2 separate regions of the Homo sapiens genome follow, and region 1 is linked to region 2. Evidence: read pairs that join two places in POLR2A ChIA-PET (ENCODE). Cell type or tissue: Caco-2. All regions are shown on one strand. Each heading gives the region's core, and the rest is flanking DNA. Links, peaks and the distances in the headings are about the cores only.

Region 1 (4,388 bases), core at 310-4,309, 110 kb before region 2:
ATGCGATAGGCATGAAATCTTTGCGTGAGAAAGGTAAAAGGAAGTTAATCTATAATGAAGTTCAACAGTGAAGAGGGAAGGCATCTTCCTTGGCCTCCTGTAGACATTTACAACATTTTCAAAACAACAGAGGTAAAGAAAGTTAATCTAAAATCAGAGAAACAAAGGTTACAGCAGCCTGCTTATGTGACTTGAGTGCCATAATCACATAATCACATTCCCTTAAGGCTCAAAATATTTTAAAGTTCCAACAGCTTAGGTTTTGAATTATTTATTTTCACATCCCCAAGTCTCACAAACATGAGCCCAACAGGGAAGATTGCAGGAGAGACAGCAGCCACCAGGACAGGGCAGAGGATGCAGCCCTGGTTGTAGTCAGTTTTGCCCTTCGTTGCCCTCAGAGTCATCTTCTCCCTCATCCTCAACCTCCATTCCAGTTTTCTCTGGAGTGTGGCTCAGATCTGCCTCTCCATCCTGGATCCTGCCACGCCTGAGCCTTCATCACCTTAGACCCTCTGCACCTCTCCTACTACACACACCACAGCCTGGACAGTGTTCCATGCAGGCCGTCTTCACCCCATGCTTGCTCAAGAGCTCACCATGGCCCCTCAGAGGAACCAGGGCCCTTATCTTGATCTTCAAGGCTGTCCTCAAAGGCCAGTCCTGTCCCCAGTCCCCACAGCTCCTCCTTACTTTTGACTCCTTCCCAGCACAGACACATGACCAGCAGATGGTTGGCTACCCCAGCCCAGGACCAGCCTACTCCTATCAGTCCCTGACAACCAAGTGTCCTTGTGGAGGCACCCCGAATCGAAGCCCCCTCCCTCTTCCCCAACCTTAGAACAGCTTCTCCCCCAGAGTTCTCTCTGTGAAGTTAACTTTTTGTTGCTTTATCTCTTTGTCCTCCATCTTCTTCAGAGGAGCATTTAAGCCCCATGAGGGCAGAAGCCTCATCTCACTGAATCCCAGTACTTGGAACCATGCCTAGAACATGGTAGGTGCATTCATATTTGTTGATAGTCATTAGGAAGATAGATCCTGTATGAACCCCTTTGGTTCATTCCCTAAATCCTCTCCAACATTGGTCAGTGTTGGGTTTTCCGGTCTCTGTCAGTGAGCAGTGAGCTGTTCATCCCTGCCTCATTTCTGTGTTCTGCTGTATAAAACTTTCTTATTAGACATTGGTTTTCTCCCCCAACACCACTAACCTGAACACAGACTACAGGCTGATTTCTTTTTTCTTTTTTTCTTTTTTTTTTTTTTTTTTTGAGACAGAGTTTCGCTCTTGTTGCCCAGACTGGAGTGCAATGGCGTAATCTTGGCTCACCACAACCTCTACCTCCCTGGTTCAAGCGATTCTCCTACCTCAGCCTCCCTAGTAGCTGGGATTACAGGCATGTGCCACCATGCCCGGCTAATGTTTGTATTTTTAGTAGAGATGGGGTTTCACCATGTTGGCCAGGCTGGTCTCAAACTCCTGACTTCAGGTAATCTGCCCACCTCAGCCTCCCAAGGTGCTGAGATTACAGGTGTGAGCCACTGCACCCGGCCTCAGACTGATTTCTTAATAACAAAAAGTACCTTTTCCTTACTGTCTGTGAGTTTGCTTCCACGATCTGAGATGCAGCATTGTGTTTTCCCCTAAGAGGAAATTTACCTTGCAAATAACCAAGAGGTTTCTATAATCCTCCTGAAGTTATTTCGTTTGGAAGAAGTCTGTGGTAGCCAATATCAGCCCAGAATTAGTGATTCCATAATATCCGTTAGCTTACACATTTGCCTCTGCCACTCTCTTCCCAAGACAGCTCCCTCCTCAACCTCTGCTCACTGTAAGTCCGGCGTCCAGATCCCCCCCTTACTGGTGCCGTCCTGATTTAAGCCCTTCCTCGTCCTGTTTATCTCAGCTCAAAGGGCTCTGTCTGCACTTTGCCCATTCTCCCTACTGATTTCCAGTTTATGACCATAGCCTCAGTGGGTCCCCAGCTGAGTTCCTGCAGCCTTCACTTTCTGTCCAACGTCTTCTCACCTCTAGCCTCTCTGTTCCGGTGCCCACTCCCATCCCCAGGACGCGATGCCCCCGCGGGTTACCTGTAACTGGTGCAGTTGCAGGGCATAGCCTTGAACGAACAGCTGAAAGAAGAAGCGCAGCTGTCCTAGACGTGGAATCTCCTCTAAGCTCCGTTGCCGCCGCCGGACACCAGGCCCGGCTCCGGGAGCTCCGGTGGCCTTGTCCGAGGGGAGGGCGGCAGGGATCGCGGCCTTGGCTCTGGCCCCGTGGGGGCAGAGGCCACGGCCGGCCCCTCGCAGCGCCCACCTCAGCCTCGCGCAGCCCAGCGCAGCCATGGGTTGTGCTCGCGCGCCTGCACCTTTGGGTCGAGTGCTGAGTCCCCGGACCCGCCCAGACAGCAGTGCAGGGCGGGTTCAAAGCCGGGCGCTGGGGAGGGCCGAGCAAAGGCCAGCTAGACCCCTTCCCGCTCGCTCCCTCGCTCCTCCCAGCGACGCGGGAGCTGCAGGAGAGGGACGCGGTGACTCGGGGATATCCACGGCGCCCCGACCAAGGCCTCCGCCACGACTCCTCACCCCGCGCCCCCGAGGCCTCTCAAATAACTTTTCGCTTGGTCTGAACTCTGGGCGGGGGTGCAGCGAGATTCTTTCGAAATCGGGAAGCCCCACACCGGGATAGGTCCTCGCCCGGTCGCGGTTCCCCACCCAAGGCGACCCTCGCGTCCTGGAGGGAACGGGAACCGGCCGTGGCTAAGCTGCCCTCGGCTTCTCCCAATGGCCTTCCGGATTGATCCCGGAGTCAGTTCGGAGCGAGGGGGGCCAGTCATCTGATCCCTGGAGGGGGGCCGCTGAACAAAGAAATCTAAATATTCGTGTTTTGTTGTTTTTTTTTTTAATTCAATTCTCCCTCCACGCACCTCCCTGCCGCGTCTGCCAAGGCAGGATATTTCAAACTGCAGGTTGAGACCAGATTTCGTAGATGATGGCCAGAATTATTTTTAATAAAATGGAAAGAGTAACATAGTACGGAAAACGTACAGCAAGAAGAAAAAAAAAGTATTGTCTTATGAATCCTATGTTTCATGTATATTCAAAGTATAGTTGTCAAAAAGTTTAAAAACATAACTCACGCAAGTATAAAATAAATACAGGGTCAAAGATCACATTCAAGCCAGGAATGAAGGACCCAGCAGGATGGTACAGCTGGTTCTAACAGCATTTGAAAAATTGGTGATTTACAGGCAGCCAGAGAAGAAAGGGCATATTAAGTTCAATTAGGCTGACAGCTGAGTTGCTAGGTGTGGCTTTCTACTTATTTATTCTAGGACTCCTAGTTTCTTGACTCTGTGACTGGATGTCTTTGATCAGTCTGGGGAGTTTCTCAGATATTATCTGTTCAAATATTGCTCCTCCCCATTTTTTTCTCCTTTCCCGGGACTTCAAACTGCTATATGTATGTTAGCTCTCCCTGTATCCTTCCTCTCTCTTATCCTGTCTTGTGTATTTTTGTTCCTTTGTGTCATATAGTTTGTTAATTCTCTCCTCCCCACTCCCCAGAGTCTCACCCTGTCGTCCAGGCTGGAGTGCAGTGGTGCAATCCTGGCTCGCTGCAACCTCCGCCTCCCGGTTCAAGCAATTCTCCGGTCTCAGCCTCCAGAGTAGCTGGAATTAGAGGTGCCCGCCACCACGCCCGGCTAATTTTTGTATTTTTAGTAGAGATAGGGTTTTGCCATGTTGGCCAGGCTGGTCTCAAACTCCTGACCTCAGATGATCTACCTACCTCGGCCTCCCAAAGTGCTGGAATTACAGGTGTGAGCCACAGCACCCAACCTAGACCATATTTTTCATTTGGTTTTTGGACAGGAAGGACAGGAGGCCATGCTTTAAAAACGTGGTGGCACACGTGATCCCAGCTACTTGGGGAGACTGAGGCAGGAGAATCGCTTGAACCCGGGAGGCGGAGATTGCAGTGAGCTGAGATTGTGCCATGCACTCCAACCTGGACAACAGAGTGAGACTCCATCTCAAAAAAAAAAAATTATATATATATATATATATATATGATCTAGTTCAAGACTTAGGAGCCATTAACGAGGTCATAATTCTCTTACATCCTATAGTGCCAAATCCTTATACTATACTTAACCAAATACCAGAAAACACCAATTAGTTCACAGTGTTAGATCATAAGAATGCTTTCTTTTGTATTCCTTTGCACTTCGACTCTCAGAACTTATTTCCTTTCAAGTAGACTAATCCTGAAACTACTATTACCCAATGGTACACCAGGACAATACTGCCTCATGACTTTAGGGATAGCCCTTGCTTGTTCAAAAATGCCTTGACACAAAAGTTAAGAAAGCCAGAGCTAAAAAGGAGAGCCA
Region 2 (4,388 bases), core at 81-4,080:
TCTTTGGGGAAATCCTCAATTGGGCCTCAAATAGGAACAGAGGTATTAGTAGATTATGACCACTGTTCTAAAACAAAGTGAGCTGTATAACTATGGATCTTGCTGGAGATACCTGAGTATCTGCCCATAGGGAGAATGAATATCCTATGTGCACCGCTTCCACTTAAGATTCCTTCATTTAGATTATTCTTGACAATTATTCGGGCCCCCTCAACTAAACAGGGGAGGAATTTGTTGTCCCTTTTCATCTCAGATAAAGCAAAGCTACAATAAGGTTTCACTCTGGGAGAAGACTGCATTTAAATTCTATTGAAAATCCATAATCTTGCCCTACATAAAAAATAAAAGAAGGTTGGGTGCAGTGGCTCATGCTTGTAATCCTAACTCTTTAGGAGTTGAGACAGGAAGATTGCTTGAGGCCAGGAGTTTGAGACAAGCCTGGGCAACACAGTGAGACCCTGTCTCTAAAAAATTTTAAAAAAAATTTAATTAATTAAAAAAGAAATAGAGGCCAGGAGCAGTGGCTCACGCCTGTAATCCCAGCACTTTGGGAGGCCAAGGTGGGCAGATCGCGAGGTTGGGAGATTGAGACCATCCTGGCTAACACGGTGAAACCCCGTCTCTACTAAAAATTACAAAAAATTAGCCAGGTGTGGTGGTGGGCACCTGTAGTCCCAGCTACTCAGGAGGCTGAGGCAGGAGAATGGTGTGAATCTGGAGGGCGGAGCTTGCAGTGAGCCGAGATCGTGCCACTGCACTCCAGCCTGGGTGACAGAGTAAGACTCCATCTCAAAGAAAAAAGAAATAGAAAAGAAGTCCAACTCCTCTTCTACTCTTCCCTCCTCCAGACTACTGACTTAGTCACAATGAGTAGGCACCACCTCTATCATCTGCCCCTAATCACTGAACCAGCTCCACCAGCTCTCACCATTCTGATAGCTTTGGACTGAAAGCTATGTAGATAACATCTAGAATGTGGACATAGCATCTGACAGGAAGTAAGTGGAATAGATGGCATGTAAGAGGACCAGTATCGATCTCTAGTATCTTCCAATTACCTTTTCATTGTGATAAAGCATAGCCTGGCTCAAACTGGAGTTACCATTCTCAGGTTTGGCAAACTTTAGAACACCCTCCCAGAATTAAGACCCTGCAGTAGAAAAGCAAGGCTGCCTGGCCCAGCTCTGGCATTGATATGGTTTGGATTTGTGTCCCCGTCCAAATCTCATGTCGAATTGTAATACCCAATGTTGGAGGAGGGGTCTGGTAGGAGGTGACTGGATCATGGGGGAGGACTTCCCCCTTGCTGTTCTCATGATAGTGAATGAATTTTCACGAGATCTGGCTGTTTAAAAGTGTGTAGCCCTGGCCGGGTGCAGTGGCTCAAGCCTATGATCCCAGCACTTTGGGAGGCCAAGGCAGGCGGATCACCTGAGGTTGGGAGTTCGAGACCAGCCTGACCAACATGGAGAAACCTCATCTCTACTAAAAATACAAAATTAGCCAGGCATGGTGGTGCATGCCTGTAATCCCAGCTACTCGGGAGGCTGAGGCAGAAGAATTGCTTGAACCTGGGAAGCAGAGGTTGCGGTCAGCCGAGATCGCGCCATTGCAGTCCAGCCTGGACAACAAAAGCAAAACTCTGTCTCAGGCTGGGAGCAGTGGCTCATGCCTGTAATCCCAGCACTTTGGGAGGCTGAGGCAGGCGAGTCACGAGGTCAGGAGATCAAGACCATGCTGGCTAACACGGTGAAACCCCGTCTCTACTAAAAAATACAAAAAAATTAGCCGGGTGTCGTGGTGGGCACCTGTAATCCCAGCTACTCAGGAGGCTGAGGCAGGAGAATGGTGTGAACCTGCAAGGCAGAGCTTGCAGTGAGCCAAGATCACGCCACTACACTCCAGCCTGGGTGACAGAGCGAGACTCTGTCTCAAAAAAAAAAAAAGAAAAAAAAACTGTGTCTCAAAAAAAAAAAAAAAGCGTGTAGCACCTTTCCTTTCTCTATCTTCCTCCTGGTCCACCACGTAAGACATGCCTGTTTCCCCTTTGCTTTCCGTCATGATTGTAAGTTTCCTGAGGCTTCCCCAGCCATCCTTCCTGTACAGGCTATGGAGCTGTGAGCCAATTAAACCTCTTTTCTTTATAAAATACCCAGTCTCAGGTGGTTCTGTATAGCAATGCGAGAACAGAATAACACAGCCATTAATTCAGTAACTGCAAAGTCCCGCCTCAGCTCTGGAAAAGGATTTGGAAAAAGGAACAGAGATAGAGGGAGACAGATTTCTAATGTAAAAGTCATCTCCCTTTCAATATTCATTACCTTAAAGCAGGGACTGATGGTTGAGGGCCAGCGCACAGGGTCCTTGAGAATGAGGCTGACCAGCTGAAAGATGCTTGTAGCATAGAAGGGAGGGGTGCCTACTGCCAGTTCATATAGTATGCAGCCAACAGACCAGAGGTCCGCTGTGTGGTCGTATGGTCGCTCCTCCACCAGCTCTGGAGACATATAGAGTGGTGTGCCTTTGATGGATGTCAGCACCATTGTATTGGTGCTCATAGCCCGGGCAAATCTGCAGAAGATAATGGGATGGAAATGGAAAGGGAAAAGATATTCTAAACCTGGTCACTACTACCTAACATAGAGATATCCCAAACCGGAGCAGAGGGAGCACCTTTGATTAGGTTCCAGAAGACCCAGCAGCAGTCCCAGCCTCTAGCTCCGGTTCTAAAATGAGGCCCAAATAAGTCAAGAGTATGGTCTAAGATTCCCTGTGGGGCCAGGCTCAGTGGCTCATGCCTGTAATCCCAGCACTTTGGGAGGCCGAGGTGGGCAGATCACCTGAGGTCAGGAGTTCGAGACCAGCCTGACCAACATGGAGAAACCCCATCTCTACTAAAAATATAAAATTAGCCAGGCATGGTGGCACATGCCTGTAATCCCAGCTACTCTGGAGGCTGAGGCAGTAGAATTGCTTGAATCCGGGAGGCAGAGGTTGTGGTGAGTGGAGATCGCACCATTGCACTTCAGCCTGGGTAACAAGAGTGAAACTCCATCTCAAAAAAAAAAAAAAAAAAAAAGATTCCGTGTGGAACTGGAAGCTTAGATGGATGCTCAGAATCTTTACCCAAAGTCACAGAGCTTGATGCCACCACCCTTGGCGAGGAGGATGTTCTGAGGCTTCATATCTCGGTGTAGGATGCGGTGGGAATGCAGATAGTACAGGGCTGACACCAACTGGGCAGCAATGGCCTGAACCTAGAAATTAAAGAGGTGGAAGAAAGAAAAAAAAGGTTAGAAACAGCAGCTGGCTGACAAGCCCAAAAATTTCTCTTAATATTACTGCTAATCTTTTCTTCCTTCCCTTTCTTGCAGAGCTTCACACTATTCTTTCTTAGTTATTGTTCCCCTTGTTTAATCACTCTTTCATTTGCTCATTCATTCATTCAAGAAAAATTTATTGAATCTCATTTACTATCTGCTTGACCATGGGCAAACTAAGGTGACAATCTATATAATAACACCATCTACATGGAGGATTATTGTGAGGACTGAGTTAAAGCATGCAAAATAATACTCAGAATGGTGCCTGGCACATAGTAAATATTCAATACACATTACCTGTTATTAAATAAGACAAAATGCCTTTTTTCAAGAAAAGTAGTCAGACAAACAAACAAGACAGATAAAACAAATATGGTGGTCGGGCGTGGTGGCTCACACCTGTAATACCAGCACTTTGGGAGGCTGAGGCGGGCAGATCACCTGAGGCCAGCAGTTCGAGACCAGCCTGGCCAGCATGGTGAAACCCCATCTCTACTAAAAGTACAAAATTAGCTAGGCATGGTGGCGCATGCTATAATCCTGGTTACTGGGGAGGCTGAGGCACGAGAATTGCTTGAACCTGGAAGGCGGAGTTTGCTGTGAGCCAAGATTGTGCCACTGCACTCCAGCCTGGGCAACAAAGCGAGACTCTGTCTCAAAAAATAAAATTCAATTAAAAATAAAATAATTTCAAAAATATGATTACTTACAAATAGTGGTGAGTGCTCAGAAGGAAAGAGAATGCTGCAATAATGAATCCCAGGGGGGGCCTACTTGCTTGGGTACAGACAAACGCCTAGAATAAATGTGGCTGGAGGATATGTGCAACAAAATCCCACTGCTAACCACTACGTCCTGGTGCCAAATCCTGACTCCCCACAACCTTTATTCTTACTGCCCTCTTTCTGGTACCATTACACTGGCCCTTCTTCCCTAAAGGTATCTAATAACAATAATGTTAATAATAGCTAACTATTCAAACACATTACATGACTTAACACTCTTCATCATAGACTTATCAGGCAAACATGATTATTATCTCCATTTTACAAATTAGGAAACTAA

What was found. Peaks named below come from ENCODE experiments on the same cell type or tissue, not always from the same donor. Only the 100,000 strongest peaks of a DNase experiment are listed, where the experiment ranks them.
Region 1: POLR2A ChIA-PET joins it to region 2 with 17 read pairs; 4 of 35 experiments call an interaction of 5 or more read pairs at or near these places.

Annotation. Positions count from the first base shown.
Region 1 is chr2:218,780,138-218,784,525 of GRCh38, reverse strand. It overlaps CYP27A1 (cytochrome P450 family 27 subfamily A member 1), which reads right to left and starts at 2,379. Exons shown (of 9, transcript NM_000784.4): 1 at 2,089-2,379. The coding sequence starts at 2,343. In Caco-2, for the core only: no CTCF peak of the experiment used is centred there; DNase peaks (open chromatin) are centred at 1,955, 2,125, 2,435, 3,465 and 1 weaker place; H3K4me3 peaks cover 1,794 bases.
Region 2 is chr2:218,674,212-218,678,599 of GRCh38, reverse strand. STK36 (serine/threonine kinase 36) reads right to left here. Exons shown (of 27, transcript NM_015690.5): 5 at 3,127-3,257; 6 at 2,322-2,571. Among named protein-coding and RNA genes, the nearest start is that of STK36, 4.3 kb to the right of the region's middle. In Caco-2, for the core only: no CTCF peak of the experiment used is centred there; no DNase peak of the experiment used is centred there.